Regions from separate parts of the Homo sapiens genome. Here region 1 is linked to region 2. A link is an interaction called in ENCODE POLR2A ChIA-PET data of the cell type or tissue named here. Cell type or tissue: K562. All regions are shown on one strand. Each heading gives the region's core, and the rest is flanking DNA. Links, peaks and the distances in the headings are about the cores only. Region 1 has its middle 21 kb from the start of HSPA9. Region 2 overlaps CYSTM1 (cysteine rich transmembrane module containing 1).

What was found. Peaks named below come from ENCODE experiments on the same cell type or tissue, not always from the same donor. Only the 100,000 strongest peaks of a DNase experiment are listed, where the experiment ranks them.
Region 1: POLR2A ChIA-PET joins it to region 2 with 10 read pairs; 2 of 35 experiments call an interaction of 5 or more read pairs at or near these places.

The regions. Positions count from the first base shown.
Region 1 is chr5:138,592,696-138,601,025 of GRCh38, forward strand. No RefSeq gene overlaps it. Among named protein-coding and RNA genes, the nearest start is that of HSPA9, 21 kb to the left of the region's middle. In K562, for the core only: CTCF peaks have their summits at 2,162 and 2,890 (motif pointing right); no DNase peak of the experiment used is centred there; H3K27me3 peaks cover 2,606 bases.
Region 2 is chr5:140,178,578-140,186,907 of GRCh38, forward strand. The region is part of intron 1 of CYSTM1 (cysteine rich transmembrane module containing 1); the gene reads left to right. Among named protein-coding and RNA genes, the nearest start is that of CYSTM1, 7.6 kb to the left of the region's middle. In K562, for the core only: no CTCF peak of the experiment used is centred there; DNase peaks (open chromatin) are centred at 1,527, 4,365 and 4,604.

The sequences.
Region 1 (8,330 bases), core at 249-8,248, 1.6 Mb before region 2:
GCGTATGTATCTCATTCCCCAACTGTAGGGAAAGAATGAGGAGGTATTGAGAGGCCGAGGCAGGCAGATCACCTGAGGTCAGGAGTTCGAGACCAGCCTGGCCAACATGGTGAAACCCCGTCTCTACTAAAAATACAAAAATTAGCTGGACGCGGTGGCACGTGCCTGTAATCCCAGCCACTGGGGAGGCTGAGGCAGGGGAATCCCTTGAACCTGGGAGGCGGAGGTTGCAGTGAGCCAAGATTGTGCCACTGCACTCCGGCCTGGGCAACAGGGTGAGACTCTGGCTCAAAAAAAAAAAAAAAAAAAAGAGGTAAAATTGAGAAGATGGCAGCAAGTGTTACCATGGAGGAGACTCTGAAACTCAGTCGAGATGACTTCTGAGTCCTTATGGTATTCCTGAAGATGGGCAGGGTTGGGGGCAGGACTGAGGGAGTTTTATGATGTTGTTAAAAGTGGCTGTACTCAGAACTGTGCTATATACTGCAGAGTAACAGGAGGAGGGAAGAGAGAGTCTTCAGGAAATGAAGAAGAAAGAGGAGAAGTGGGCTGAGCTGGAAGCCTCATTTTCCACAAGGACACTGAAACATTGTTAAGCCAAGGAGAACTGTTAGCTCTGACAATAGCTCCTCTTCTTATGAGTCCTTTGGTGTTTTAATTATTTTTAAAATAAAGATTGAAGAACAACTTTTATAACTGCAACTGGAACAATGACAAGCAGTACTGATGGGGTATAATCATAACAGAAACTTTGTTTTCAGCTCCCACTGTTTCTTCTTTTCTTTTTTTTTTTTTCAAGACAGAGTCTTGCTCTGTTGCCGAGGCTGGAGTGCAGTGGTGTGATCTTGGCTCACTGCAATCTCTGCCTCCAGGGTTCAAGCAATTTTCTTGCCTCAGCCTCTTGAGTAGCTGGGATTACAGGTGCCTGCCACCATGCCCAGCTATTTTTTTTTTTTTTAGTAGAGACGGGATTTCGCTGTGTTGGCCAGGCTGGTCTCGAACTCCTAACCTCAAGCAATCTGCCCACCTCGGCCTGCCAAAGTGTTGAGATCACAGGCGTGAGCCACTGCGCCTGGCCCCACTGTTTCTTTAAACCTGCTTTGTAGTGATGGTCTTAAGTGTGCTCCTGGACAAATACTTTTCAGGATCCCTTGGAGGTGTTAGGAAGCCTTATAGCCACTGTACGCAGTACAGCATGATTTCAATTAGGCACTTAAAATGTTCAGCTTGGTATTATCAATGTTTCTGCTTGGTTTTCGAAGCTTAAGCTATTTGCTATTTGTCCTTCCTATCTGGGGCCTGCTGCAAATGAAAAGAAAGGGTGTAGTCTTTCTCTTCTGAAGTTTCTGATCCTTCTAGAATTAGAGCACAAGAAACTAAGAGGCGACAGAAAATATGGTACTTGTCTCATGTCAAAGCTGGCTTTGCACTCTCCTACCTCCCAGTGTGGCCAGTGTTTAAATCTAGCTTTCTCATAAAGCACTTTTGTGGGTTCTTCAGAGATCTGCGCACACACACACACACACACACACACACACTGCTGCTGCTGCTGCTGCTGCTGCTGCTGCTGCTGCTGCTGCTGCTGCTGCAGCAGTTCCCAGTGGCCTGGGCAAGTGGACTCCCCTCTTGTCAGTTGCTTTCGCCCTCTCCAGACCCTCATAATGTAACAGTCCATTTCCAGTTTCTCTTCTGCTCAGGCCTGTTTGCCCTCTGACATTCCTATTGGTCAGGATCTAAAATGCTCTCCAAAACATCCCCCTATGCATGTGCCCCACCTCAGGTCTGTGAGAAACAGGTTTTTGCCCACACAAGCTCTGAACAAATCCCAGCATCACAAAGCAGCTGCTAGCACATATGGTGGCTTCTACATTTTTTTGGGCTGGAGTCAGAAATTAGACCACTCTGTCCTGCTAACTGCAGGAGAAGACACATATCAAACTCTCCTAGGAGTCTCTTCCAAGCTCTTCTCATTAGGCTTGTAGTGAAACACAGGTATCCTCTTTCTTTTGGAGGGGGTACCCATAGCACACGAATACTTTGCACCGAATAAATCCTTTTCAGAAACATTCTCTTAATATCCAACAATTTCTTTTTCCCCTTGATAGGGGTGAAAATTTGAGAGTCCCATAAGTGATTGTCAACTGTTTCCTATGAAAATTTGCATCATTGCTGGCGCCTCACTTTGGTATGACATGGGTACTGCATATTGGAGCCTTACTGAAATTTCCAAATAACACAATGTCATCAAACAAGGGATTTCAGGAACCAAGTGGTTATTTTCTGAGTATAGGTAGGTAATATTATTGTTCTCCTGTCTTCTCTCAAGGAAGCTTAATTGTTCTCATCTCTAAAGTGGGCCCTCATCCTTTCCTTGCTCAGTAAGAGCAGTAAGAAATCTTGAGGATAAAGATGACTCTGCATGGACCACAGGCCCTTGGGAATAGTTAAGTAATCTACAGAGGAAGCCTCTTTCATAAAGAAGGCAAGTAGAGGTGAAGGGCATGATGGAAAGAAGAAAACGCTAATTTCATTAGTGTTTTTCTGATCCCACCCCTACCTCGGTTTGGAGCTGTCCTCTTGTTGTATGAAGGTCTCTATTATAGCCCCCAAAGCAATGCTTATGCACAGCACAGCCAGTGGCTACTGGGCTGCCTTCCCTAACTCCTGTCAGAGAGATCAACAATCCTTGGCTCAGTGTTTCCCTGGCGTATTTGTATCTGTGTCTATGGGTTTAAGGTGGGAGGGGTAGATGTCATCGCCTTTGACAAAATGGCTGAATATCTTTACTTTATCATGATGAAAAGACTTCTTGGTCTTCCAGTTCAGAGCCAGAGCCTGCCTTGCAAGGAATTCAAAGGCTCTGATCTGGAGCTGCTGTCAAGCCAGCAGATGGAGTCACAGTCCTCTGTGTGCTGCTGGGCCTACCTGGGCTGGTGTGCAATGTGATGCTGGGCCCAGCTCTGCAGCCAGAGGGGACAGGGAAATGAATAAAAATGATGGCACCTCATTGCCATAACTGTTGTTCTGACTGCACAGGAGTTTGATAAAATATGCTCCTGGGGAGGTTGCTTTCTTGTATCTCTCTGGAATCACTGCAGAAGCAACTGTAAGGAGTGAGTGCTCGGATTCCTGAGACAACTGTAGGGCATGGGGCAGGGAAGATGCAGAGATGACAGAACCAAGTCCTGGGCAGTGGAGGAATATGGCACAATTCGCTCACCCCTGCAAAACCTCATGGGGGAACAGGGATACAACCAGTGGCTCTTGGAGAAAGGGCAGCCCTAAGAGGAAAGTTTAGACAATGATGGTGAATTACCATCTGCTTGACTCTCCTCTGTCTGAATTGCAAGCACTGGAGTCCCTTTTACTAACATCTGTAGACTGCTTAGGAAATTTGCTTTGGGGCTAGTAGAATTTAAGTTTCCCCGATATTACTTTTTCCTATTCTCTAAGCACCCCCCCACACAGCTTGATAGATAGTAGCTCTTAATAAATCACACAGGCGTGAACGGTGCTCCCACTGAGAACTCTTCTCTGCCCCTCTCCAGCCTACAGGAGGTCTTCTGTGAAAGGAGCCCTCCCCACCTCCTCTCATAGCTTCAGAATGGAGGTGGGGCAGTGGGTGGATTCCTACTCTCTGTGACTATCCTCTCTGACCTCCTCTATTTAAATAGCCCAAATTCAGAAGTAGGAGTGGACCTGAGGACCCAGCAGGATAGTCCCTCTAGCCCACGGCCTAACCCCTGCAGATGCCCAGGAAACCAGGGGGCAAGTGGGCCCCCCTGGCTGGTCCTTTGCTCAATCCTGAAGGCATCTGTGAAGGGAGCGGGGGTGCTTGGGTTCTTAGCTGCAAAGCAGGTGGCATGGTCTCCTCTTCATTGGGAACCCAGAAGTGTCTGGCAAGTCTCTCTGCCACAGGCCTCCCTGGGGACCAGAGCTCTTTGAAGAGAAGAAAAGGTTCTAGGAACAAGAAAGCTGCTGCTCTTGATGAAAAAGTCAGGAGGGAAGAAAATGAGACCAACAAGGGCTGAAGAGAACTATCTGTGGGCTGAAGAGAATGTTAATGGCTCTGCTCCCGAGCTTCAAAGCCTGAGCTGGGTAGGAGTGCATGCACATGCCTCAGCTGTCACCTCCAGAATACTTACCAAGGACTGAGGCTTGCAAGCATTCCCAGCCTGATTTTCCCAGATCAAGCAGAGCATCTGCTAAGGCAGAAGAAAGAGAAGCCATTGGGAGATCCTAGGCCTGTTTCTGCTAGCTGGGGTTTAAACTTAACTCTTCCATATCAGTCAACAAATGGGGTTCCCAGAGGAATTTAGGTGGCAGGGAAATGACTGGTGGGGAAATGGCTCTCATGGAACAAAGCTGGCTTTCCTGTTTAGAAAATGGTAGCTGCTATGGACTGAACTGTGTGCCCCCAAAATTCGTATGTTGAAGCCCTAATGCCCAGATGGTATTTGGAGGTGGGACTTTGCGGAGGCAGTCAGATTAAAGTGAGGTCATGAAGATGGGTCCCTCAGGGTGGGATTAGTTCCCTTATAGGAAGAGACACCAGAGGGCTTGGTTTCTCTACTCTGCCTCCCCCTCTCCCCCTCTTACTGCCCCCATCTTGGACTTCTAGCCTCCTGAACTGTAAGAAAATAAATGTCTGTTGTTTAAGTCACCCAGTCTATGGTATTGTGTTACATCAGCCCTGGCCAACTAACGTGTAGCTGTATTGGATGCTGCTGGTACCCTGCCCAGATTCCCTTTACCTTTTCAGTGTATCCATCCCCCAGCTGTTATCTGGGACTCCAATAGCTCACAGATGTCCCCGCCTCCAGAAAATTGCTCCCAGTGTGTAGGAGACCCTTTGTACCCTCCTGTACCCATCCCCTTCAGGTTTCAGCCAAGAGGGTACAAAGACCAGCCCCTTCATTGCAAGAAAGGATCAATTCCTTGGTGCTGTTTATGCTCTTGAGTACCCCCCAGTGGAGTCAGGCTGAGGCTAAACACAAAGTTGCAGCCATATCCTTCTCTCCTACCCTTCCCTGCTTCCTTCATTCTCTTTCTTCTGAAGCCACATCTCAATAAATCGTGTGCCTTGAATCCTACCTCAGGCTCTGCTTCTGGGGAACCTGACCTAATACAGCCGCTCTCCCAAGTGGCAGAGTATTGAGCAACCCAAATGGCTGTAGAGAGCCCTGTGAGTATAGTGATGATTAATGCCCAATGACAACGAGCATTGGGAACAACAGCCCCTCTCTCTATGTTCAGAAAGCATAGAGGAGTAAAGGCCCACTGAAAAAGAAGTGGAGTGTGTTTTTCTAGCAATAGATGGCTCCTTCAATAGGCATCTGGCAGACAGCTGTGGTAGCAAGGGTATAAAAAGCCTTGTTAGCAGAGAGCCACAGGCTGAGGTTCCATAGGTTTAACCAGTAAAGGAAGCACATTGACTGGAAGAACCTTTGAGCCATGACTAGACAGTCAGCCGGGTAGGTCTGTGCTCTGCCTGGGAGCCAGCTGCGCCCTGAGCGCCACACTCCCCTGGGCAGGGTCCGGAGCTCTCTGGAAGAAGCCCAGCACCTGCCCAGGGAACCGGCTGCTCTGAGGAAAGGCGGCAGGTACTCAGGTCTTGTCATCCCTCTGCTATGTTTTGCTCAGCTTCTTGGCCTCTTCATGATGCTATTTTGTTCTTGGGGCTTTCTTTTTCAATCTTTTTGCAATTGTTCCCTTTAAATTTCCTCCTCCTTCCTTTCTACCCCCTGCTTTCTTCTCTGAGTCCAGGCTTCATTATTAGGGCCTGTGAGATTGGGTCTGGCTCCATTTTTTAATTTTAATTTTAATTTTTTGAGACAGTGTCTCGGTCTGTTGCCCAGGCTGGAGTGCAGTGGTGTGATTTTGGTTCACTGCAACCTCTGCCTCCCAGGTTAAAGCGATTCTCCTGCCTCAGCCTCCTGAGTAGCTCGGATTACAGGTGTGTGCCACCACGCCTGGCTAATTTTTGCATTTTTAGTAGAGATGGGGTTTCTCCATGTTGGCTAGGCTGGTCTTGAACTACTGACCTAAGATGATCCGCCCACCTTGGCCTCCCAAAGTGCTGGCATTATAGCCACAGCGCCTGGCCAAGGTCTGGCTCTATTTTGGAAGGATGAAGGTGGATTCTTACTTTCTTCCAGTAAAGCACCTCCAAGACGGTTCCTCATTGCTTCTGTCACCCCTTAGAGCTTAACTTCAATGCACCGTTATGTTGAAGACCTCCTTCCCACTAGTGGTGAGGATGGGAAGGGAGTTGGTGAGGGGGCAAAGAACCCTCTCTGGCAAGGCCACTGGGTGGTACCTTGATCCGTCTATTTTGATAGTGATCCCCAGAGAAAATGAGACAGAGAGCACAGTAAATGTTTATCGAGATGCTCCCAAAGATGTAGGGATACACCTCAAATATCTCTGACCTCAAAGCACTTAGTTGACTCACTATTTCTAGAATCAGAGTGGCTCCTGATTCTTACTCTCAAGAGATCTGGAATCTTGTGTTTTGATTTAGAGGTGAAAAGGAAAATTTTGGATAATTATTATCCATTTCCATAACTTTTCTCCCAACATATTTTGTGGGAGGGAATAAAATAGGGGTAGTGCCAGGAATGGTGGCTCATGCCTGTAATCCCATCACTTTGGGAAGCTAAGGCAGGTGGATCACTTGAGCTCAGTTCAAGACCAGCCTGGCCAACATGGTGAAACCCTGTCTCTACCAAAAATACAAAAAAATTAGCCAGGCGTGGTGGTGTGTGCCTGTGGTCCCAGTTACTTGGGAGGCTGAAGGATGAGAATGACTTGAACTCAGGAGGCAGAGGTTGCAGTGAGCTGTGATTGCGCCACTGCACTCCAGCCTGAGTGACAGAGCGAGACTGTGTCTCAAACAAACAGAAAGGTAGTATAAGGACCTTATCCCAGAGAGACAACTAACTAAAAGGTAGCTGTTTTCTTCCAAACATCTCCAGCAAAATGGTCGACTGGCTTTGGGAAGACTAGATCCATGACTTCAAATGATGCATCATGGCCAGGGCACCGTGGCTCACACCTGTAATCCCAGCACTTTGGAAGACTGAGGTGGGAGGATTGCTTGAGCCCAGGAGTTCAAAAGCAGCCTGGGCAACATAGCGAGATCCCATTTATACAAAAATAAATAAAAATTTCAAAACACCAGCTTATTAAAAAACACGCTGGGCACGGTGGCTCACATTTGTAATCCCAGCACTTTGGGAGGCCAAGGCAGGCAGATCATGAGGTGAGGAGTTTGAGACCAGCCTAGCCAACACGGTGAAACCCCGTCTCTACTAAAAATACAAAAATGCAGGGCGCGGTGGCTCATGCCTGTAATCTCAGCACTTTGGGAGGCCAAGGCGGGCGGATCATGAGGTCAGGAGATCAAGCCCATCTTGGCTAACACGGTGGATCCCTGTCTCTACTAAAAATACAAAAATTAGCTGGGCGTGGTGGCAGGCACCTGTAGTTCCAGCTACTCGGGAGGCTGAGGCAGGAGAATGGCATGAACCCGGGAGGCAGAGCTTGCAGTGAGCTGAGATTGGGCCACTGCACTCCAGCCTGGGTGACAGAGACTCCATCTAAAAAAAAAAAAAAAATTAGCCAGGTGTGGTAGCACACACCTGTAATCCTAGCTACTCAGGAGGCTGAGGCAGGAGAATTAATTGAACCTGGGAGGTGGAGGTTGCAGTGAGCTGAGATTGTGCCACTGCACTCCAGCCTGGGTGACAGAGCAAGACTCTGTCTCAGAAAAGAAAATTAACAAACAAACAAAAACACCCACACACAAAAACAAATGGTGCATGGGGTACAGACTATCCCTGTTCCTTGGCTTTGCTTGTTGCTGCCTTGCTTCAGGGTCAGACAGGCTCTTCACATATGGCAGCCAGGTGGCCACCAGCAGCTCCAAACCAGCGCTACCCTCAGAACTCACCATTCCATGGAGAGAGTATGTATTTTTTCCATAGCTCCTGCAGAAGCCCGGAGAGCACTGTGATTGGTCTGGTTTGAGTTCTACGTCCTTCTCTGAATCAGTTGCTGTGCCTAGAGGTGTGGAGTAATCTGATGGGCTAGGCCTGGGTCATGTCCTTACCCCTGAAGTCCAGGGGAGGATCTTGCCACTCCCAGGACCATGTGGTTTTGGAATAACTAAAGAGATTGATCCCCTAAGGAAGCAACACTTGGGGAGAAACTCGTGTCCATTACAGCATGCGTTGTCTTTTTGCCTTTTTGACTGTAGAGTACATCTAGCTCATTCAAATGAAATTGCTTAAGAAACACAAATGATGGGCTGAGCGCGGTGGCTCATG
Region 2 (8,330 bases), core at 149-8,148:
ATCTAAGACCTTTTTGCTGATTTGGTTTTTTTAATTTTTTTGAGACAGGTTCTGGCTCTGTTGCCTGGGCTGGAGTGCAGTGGTGTAATCGCAGCTCACTGCAACCTCCACCTCCTGGGCTCAAGCCATCCTCCCGACTCAGTCTCCTGAGTAGCTGGGACTACAGGCCTGCACCACCACACCTAGCTAATTTTTTGTGTTTTTTGTGGAGATGGAGTTTTGACATGTTGCCCAGGCTCCCCTCAAACTCCTAGGCTCAAGCAATCTGCCTGCCTCAGCCTCCCAAAGTGCTGGGATTACAGGCATGAGCTACCATGCCTGGACTTTTTGCTGGTTTTTTGTTTTGTTTGGCTTTGTTTTTTCCTGGGGTTTTATGGGCTTGGTTACTAATCAGCCTGTAATCAAGATCTGAGGCCCGGTGCGGTAATCCTAGCACTTTGGGAGGCTGAGGCAAGAGGATCGCTTGAGCCCAGGAGTTCAAGACCAGCCTGAGCAACACAGGGAGACCCCATAGCTACAAAAAATTTTTAAAAATTAGCTGGGCATGTGGTATGTGCCTGTAATCCTAGCTACTCAGGAGGCTGAGGTGGGAGGATCGCTGGAGCCCAGGAGTTTGAGGCTGCAATGAACCATGATCACGCCACCGCACTCCAGCCTGGAAGACAGAATGACATCTTGTCGCTTAAAAAAAAAAAAAATGGCTGGGCACGGTGGCCCACACCTGTAATCTCAGCACTTTGGGAGGCCGAGGTGGGTGGATTGCTTGAGGCCAGGAGTTCGAGACCAGCCTGGCCAACATGGCGAAACCCTGTCTCTACTAAAATTACAAAAACTAGCTGAGCATGGTGGCATACGCCTGTAATCCCAGCTAAGTCGGGAGGCTGAGGCACAAGAATTGCTTGAACCCAGGAGGCGGAGGTTGCAATGAGCCAAGATTGTGCCACTGCACTCCAGCCTGGGAGACAGAGGAAGACTCTGTCTGAAAAATAAAAATAAAAATTTGGAAGCCTGAGGCTAACTAAATTCCTGTTTATATTTCATATATAAATAGTAAAGCTCAGATTGTTCACTCTCTTTTTTTTCTTTCTTTTCTTTTCTTTTGAGACAGAGTCTTGCTCTGTCTCCCAGGCCGGAGTGCAATGGCACGATCTCAGCTCACTGCAACCTCTGCCTCCCAGGTTCAAACGATTCTCCTGCCTCAGCCTCCCGAGTAGCTGGGACTACAGGCATGCACTACCATGCCTGGCTAATTTTTTGTATTTTTTAGTAGAGACGGGGTTTCACCACGTTGGCCAGGCTGGTCTCGAACTCCTGACCTCAGGTGATCCACCCGCCTCAGCCTCCCAAAGTGCTGGGATTACAGACGTGAGTCACCGCGCCCAGCCTCACTCTCTTTTTTCTTTTATTCTCTGTTAACCTGGTCTTGGCTTTTTTTGGAGTGCCTGGAGTAAACCAGTAACAGAAGGCTGTGGAACTGGCAGCCTATGACCCAGCATCTTTTTTAACAGCAAGAGTATTATCAGAAAGTGTCACAGCCCTCAAAGGAGTAAGTTATTAAGCTGGTCAGAGACAAAAGGGAGTAAGATTGTTCAGTAAATTGGATGAGGAGTGAAATAGTCATCTTTTAAAATTTCCCTCACCTGTGTCAGGCCACCAGTCCTGTCACTCAATCTAGTAGGATTCGAGTGCTTGCTGATGTGCCCAGGGACACTACGTACTGAACTACAACATCCATCTTTTAGACTTCTGACATTTGTTGGCCAGGTCAAGCTCTCTCTCATGAGGGAAATTCTGACAGAAAAGGCTTTCTGTTATCTGTAGGCTTAGCTGAGTGCCATGTTTCAGGCTTCCAAGCTCCTCACGCTTGGCCAAGGCTACTAATTGGCTTGGCTATAAAATGGGAGTCAGCAATTAAACAGCAGTAGTATAAAGCAAGGGAATTGAACATAAACTGACCCTCCCACTTTACAACCAAAAATGTTCACACCATTTTGGGCACTACACAAAGGAGTCTTCAAAAGGAAGTGAGCTTGGAATGATTCCTTTATAGCTTTTAGGAGATGTATGTGGAATATTATTATTGATTTAGGCCTCCAAGTCAGATCTTGGAAACTGGGTAGGTCCTCACATCTAAAGCAAAGGAGACAAATGGTTTGAATCCAGTCTCTGTGGGCAGCAAGCTTGTGGTATGACTTTGCCAAAACAACAGATGATTTATATTTTTCTAAACTCTTTTCATTAAATGGTTTAAGGGAGAATATTGATGGTCATGGTGGGAGGAGGGTTTGATCTACCTGAATTTACTCACTGAAGAGTAAATGCCTTATTCAGAGGTTCCTATCACTAGTTTCCTGATTATTTGTACTAAAGAATCATTAGCCAGTCTCAAGAGCATTGGCTCAGAAAACATCGTAACTGAAAACTATCTAGGCATGCTTCTTATTCAGAGAAAAGTAGGGATGGGAAACAGTTGAACTACAAAGACATTTGGGGAGAGGAAGACCTGGGAAATGGTGCTAGACTTCTGCCACGTTAAACGTTTAATGCTGCACGCAGTACTTTACTGGTCAGCTTTCAGTTTCAGAATCTTAGGCAGAGTCAGTTGGGGAGAAAGTGTGTGAAGAGGGGGACATTTGTAAGAATGTGGCTATTCTGTGAGCCCTTATTGTTAAGTCGAATACTTAGTGCTTTCCTGCTGCCACTAGCTTCCTGGACACTCCAGACTTTGCCCTTCTGCCTCTTCCCCACTAACAGCCTTTCCTCCCCAACACCACCCTCTCTAAAGCCAATCTAATCTTTGATCGCAGTTTCTGCACCCTTCTGGCTCTGCTAACTTTGTTGAACTAATTTTTGGTGGCCTTTAATGTCTGGTGGTGGCTGTGTGAGAAACTAATGAGGGATAATTGTATTTACTTACTGATTATTATTTTGCTTTAGGGACAATCTGCCAGACTGGAGTGCATGGCATGATCATAGCTCAGTGCAGGCTCAAACTCCTGGGCTCAAAAGATCTTCCCACCTCAGTCTCCTGAGTAGCTAGGACTACAGGCACATATCACTGTGCCTGGTTAATTTTTTATTTATATTTCATAGAGATGGGGGTCTCACTATGTTGCCCAGGCTGGTCTCAAACTCCTGAGCTCAGGCAATCCTGCTGCATGAGCCACTGCACCTGCAAGAGCCACGGGGGCCACTGCCACTGCAAGATAGCAGGACCCCCGTCTGTATTTTTTGCTATGTTGACTAGGTCTTGCTATGTTGACTAGGCCATTCTTAAAGTCCTAGCCTCAAGGGATCCTCCTGCCTCAGCTTCCCAAAGTGCTGGGATCACAGGCGTGTGACACCACCTTCGGCCGGGTAGTTGTATTTAAAGGGAGGGTCTTGAAAGTAAACCCTAGTGTTTTTCACACTTCATTTGTGTTCCCCTGCATGATTTTTGTCTTATCTTTATGTCATCTGTACTGTTGTTTAACATTCTTCTTAAAGTTGACCCATTTTTTAAAACCCTAAAATTTGTTTAAAAGGGAAACGATATCATTGCCTTAAACTGATAACTACTACATCACCTGTCACAAATAGAAGGTATAAATTATTGAAGTTGTTTGTCCATGTTCCCCAAGTTCCACATATCCCACCTGGGGCAATACAGCCTTTACCCAAAGATATGACTCACTAATAGTGAGTTTTTCAGGCAGCAGTAGATGGGTGGTAGGATGGTTTGGAGTAGGCAGGCCTTCAGAGAGGGCCCCTTCAATCCTATCTTTTCCTAAAACTTGTGTGGTTCTATGATACTAGGAAGGCCACAGAATGAAGAATCTAGGAGGTAACAAGAGGTAAATGCAATGTGAAACCACTTCTGTTTTGATCTGAAGTTTGCCAAAAAGAGGCCTGAGTGGTGGTGAGGCTGTATACTATATTAAATTCTAGGCCCTCTGCCAGGGGTGTGGCTTCATTGATGCTGTGTTACATTGTTCTTTCTGTGCCAGCGTGCTCTTAGAAAACTCAGATTCTCCTGGGAAACTCAGATCTTTCTTGGGGGGCAGGAGGGATGCTTTTTTTTTTTTTAACTCATCAATAACCCAAACTACTTTGAGTTCCTTTCACATATAGAGAACTGTTTGTGGATGTTGCTAATGATAGAAACTGAAGTTATCATCTAGAATTTTTTTCCCCCAATCTTCATTGTCCGTAAAGCCTATTCCTTTAAGAATCCTATGAAAACAGAAGAAAGGGGGAGGGTGAGCTGCCCTGGGTTGTATGGTCTCTTAGGGTGCAGCACATGATAGGCATGAGTGGTACTTCCTGGTTTGATGTGAAATTCACTGTTGTCCATTAAGAGCCACCCCGCAGTGCTGACTGAGCTGCTGCTCCCTCAGAGGGTCAGGAGAGCGTGCTTTCATGATGGAGCAAAGCCAGGCTGGCTTGGTATTCATCAGGAACCAGGAGCGCTTAGTTAAATTGCCAGCACGTTAAGCTGTAGGGGCCTCTTTCTAAATCATCAAGATTTCAACTTTCCCACAAAGCCTAATCTAATGCTCTGGGAGGAGGCAGGCAGAGCCTGTCTTTCAGGGGCTGGGCTGGCAGGGGACCTGGCCTGGGAAGTGGCCTTATCAGGCTTGTTGGGAGGGATGGACCTGTCCCTTTCTAGTGTGTCCTCTCAACTTGGCAGGGGGCAGAGTTCTTCCCTTTTCTCTCTCTCCATGCCCTAACCGCTCCTTTCAATTCCCCAACTCACTTTCTGTGTTCACAGCTTTCTTCCCTTTTCCTTTCCCTTCTGTTCAATACTGCCCTCTCTTTTGAGCCTCTCTCTTGCTGGGCCCCATTTTCTCTCCATTCTCACTTTGAGGGTTGACTATTTGAAGTTCCAATTATAATGCTGTCCTATATGTCCCAGTGACTAGATGTAATTCAGAGATCCCTACCCTATTTTTCTGAGGAGAAGCCAACCTTCATTTCTCTACTGGCTTTCAGATAGCAGTGTTGGTGGGGTACTGACCAGAGTCCCTGAACTGAGTGGTTGGGTGAGGCTGGATGTGCTCCTCCCCGATATGGGGGTCCCAGCAGTATGGGGAAGGTATTATAATCAGGGTTTGCTGACAATGCCAGGATCCATTAGACAAGGGGCTGAGGCTTACCTGTGGGGACCCTTCCATAAGCTGAATGCAGAGGGGAATACTGCATCCAGGCAGTCCTCTAGCTTTTGCAGAGGACCATACATGATGAATGAAGGCTGGAGAAGGAGCCCTTGGGTGAGGTTAGCCTGGAACCCACAGGACTATTTGCAGCTGTGGATCCTGCCCTGAAGCTAGGTTTTCCCAGGTAGCAACTGGACCAAATTGTCTTCCCATGTGGTTAGATGGATTGTTGGAAGCATCTAGGAGCATGGCTTTCCTGCTTAATGAGTTAAAAAATTGATTATTTTCTTGTAAAAGCCATGTGGCTACTTTACCTAAAGATGATTAGCAAGGGTTTTAACTTTCATTGTTAAATATAACATATGTATAAAAAAGTATGTATAATGTACAGTTTAATCAATAATTGTATTCATTAGTGTAACTGTGTGATCTATTCAGGTTTAGAAATAGAAGTTTATTTTTAAACCCAAATGGGGTAATAGAATGCACTGTGTTGCAATTTGTTTTTTTCCCACCATGTTGGTGCTTTTTCATATCAGCACAGGTAGTTCTAACTTATTCTTCTGAAGCGTCATATAGCAGCAGTTCCATGGATTGGAAATACCATGGTTTATTTAACCATTCTCATATTGATGAACATTATATTTAATATATATGCATGTGTATAAAGTTGGGTTTTTTTTTTTTGGCATACCGGCTGGCACTAGTATATATCTGTAAGATAAATTCCTAAAGGTAGAATTGCTCGTTCAAAGGATAGGGTGTTTTTATGTATTTATTTGGGGTTTTACTTAAAAATATGTCTTTATTGAAGAGTTTATAAGAAAAAAGGATAGACCCGCTATAAAAAGAAAGGCTGTCTGCTCTAAACATTAGGGAGGAATGGGACACCAATACCTGGTGGCTAAGGATAGGTCATTTTAGTTGTTGATATTTTCAGGTAGTAATGTCTTTTTTCCCAGGAATGTTTATAAATGTTATATCTTACAGAGCACCAAGCCCTGGATCCAACTAGAGGTTCTTTACAGAAAGCTTTATGGAGAAAGGTTTTAGCAGATGATATGTTATCCTCTGTTGAAGGGAACTTCTCTGAATTCCCTCAGAAAGTCTCTAAGTCTGGAAGAATGCTAAAATGTACCTACCAAGTTTAGTATTGGAGGGAGACAAGATTGACTGTAGTCACATTTTCAAATAATTCTGAACTATGGATAATTAATGTAGGTATGGTATGACTTTTCAGAATTTGCTGTTCCTAATCTATCAGGACAAGTTGAGAATACTTACATCTTTGTGTTATCTTAATGTTGGGGATAGCGGCTTAAAGCAATTATCTGAATGGCATTAGCAAACTATGTTACTAAATAGTTTGTAGATTTTTAGCTTCATATGAACTCAGTTATAAAAGCAGTGTGTGGTTTTTGTATCAGATATTTTTTGTGAGAAAGGAAAATAAGACAGTCTCTGAACCTCTTCATCACTCTGGGCCAGGGCCTTCAGAGGTAGATGATCCATTGTTAGTTTTTGCCTTCCATGTGCACTTTGATGCCCTTGTTCAGCGAAAGGTCCCATATCTGAGCTGTGTATCATTTTGTACTCCATAGAGGGGCTATTGTGAAGCCACAGCCAAAATGTTGATACAAAAGATACGTTCTAATACTTATTCATTCATTGACTATATGAGAATAGCTCAGGGCCTGGTAAAACTCTGGCAAACAAGAGATATTGAATGAAGTAGGGGATGGCTAATGATATTTGGGAGGTTGAGACCAGAATCAGTATTTGGACAATAATGGAGTAATACTGCAGGTTGTCTTCCTCCAGTCTGTCCCTAAAAGAAGAGCAATTTAGAAAATGGCAATACCCAGCAATGTGTTTAAAATGCTGAGCAAGTCGTAAAAAGAAATATCTTGTCCACGTTATGCTGACTATCAGAGGTCTCCTGGTGTTGCACTGTTACTGGGAGCACTGCTACCATCTTTAAAAATGTAAATCCCTGCTATTGCTATCCCCCTGGGGCTCCTGTGTTAAAGTGTCCATATCAGGAGCAAGTTCTTCCTAGGAGAAGGCCTACAGTTCTGGAATGCCTATTGTTGTGACTTTGGCCTTGGGTTTAAGATTTGAGACCATCATTTCTTACCTCTGCTCACTGTACATTCACAAGTATGGTATGACTCTTCCGATTGGGGAGTCATTTGGGCTTCTACTTATACTTCAGTTTTAGTAACTTGTGTAACACTTTGAGGTAACTGCCTTTTGGACCTCCCAAAGTAAGTTTTGTCTATTCTGTCAAACTACCTTCACCATATCCTTAAAATTTGGAAAACTTCCAGCATATTCCATCTGATGCAATAGCAGACAAATGGAAGTGATAATTTTATTTATATTAATAGCAATACTGAAGGGGAGGAGCAAGCCAGCTATATAGTTCTTTACCTCTTATCTCCAGCTCTAGGCCTGATATGTAGTAGGTACTTAATACATATGAAATAAGTGAATTATTAAGTTTGTCAATAGTATTCAACAAACAAACATAAAGTTACATGAATCCTTTTAAAAGAAATAAAGAATAACGATAGAAAAGGAAGATGCAGCAAACCTAGAAGTCTGCTCTTAGCAAGGCTGTTTATGAGCTGACCCTTTGGCCTCATCCCGTGAAGTGTGCTTCAGCCATTAGAACCTAGTCAGTTCCTCAAATGTGCTTTGCTTTTTCTCTGAAACATCTCACAGATTCTTGCCTCTGCAGAGTATGAAATTTGGAGTAATACGAATTTCTGTTTATGCTTAGTCATGTGATCATCACTTCTATTAGAATCTTTCTCTGACTTCCCTGAGTAATTAGTTATCTCTACTTTGAGCTTACAGTACGCTCTGCTTCCTCTATCTTCGCTTGGTTTTGTGATTGCTGGTGTTATTGTCTGTCTCTCTCATACCCTGAATAGGAACTGTCTCTTGCTTACCATTATCTCAGCAGCACCTGGAACCCAGTAGTACTGGGTTATAGTTGATGCTCCTATAAGTATTTATGGATGAACAAATGACTGTGTGAATGGAATAAACTAATATGTCAATGCCAAAATTTGATGAAAACTCTAAACCAGAGATGATATGGCAGTATAAAACTCAGTAATTCTAGGCCAGGTGTGGTGGGTTACACTGTAATCCCAGCACTTTGGGAGGCTGAGGCGGGCAGATTGC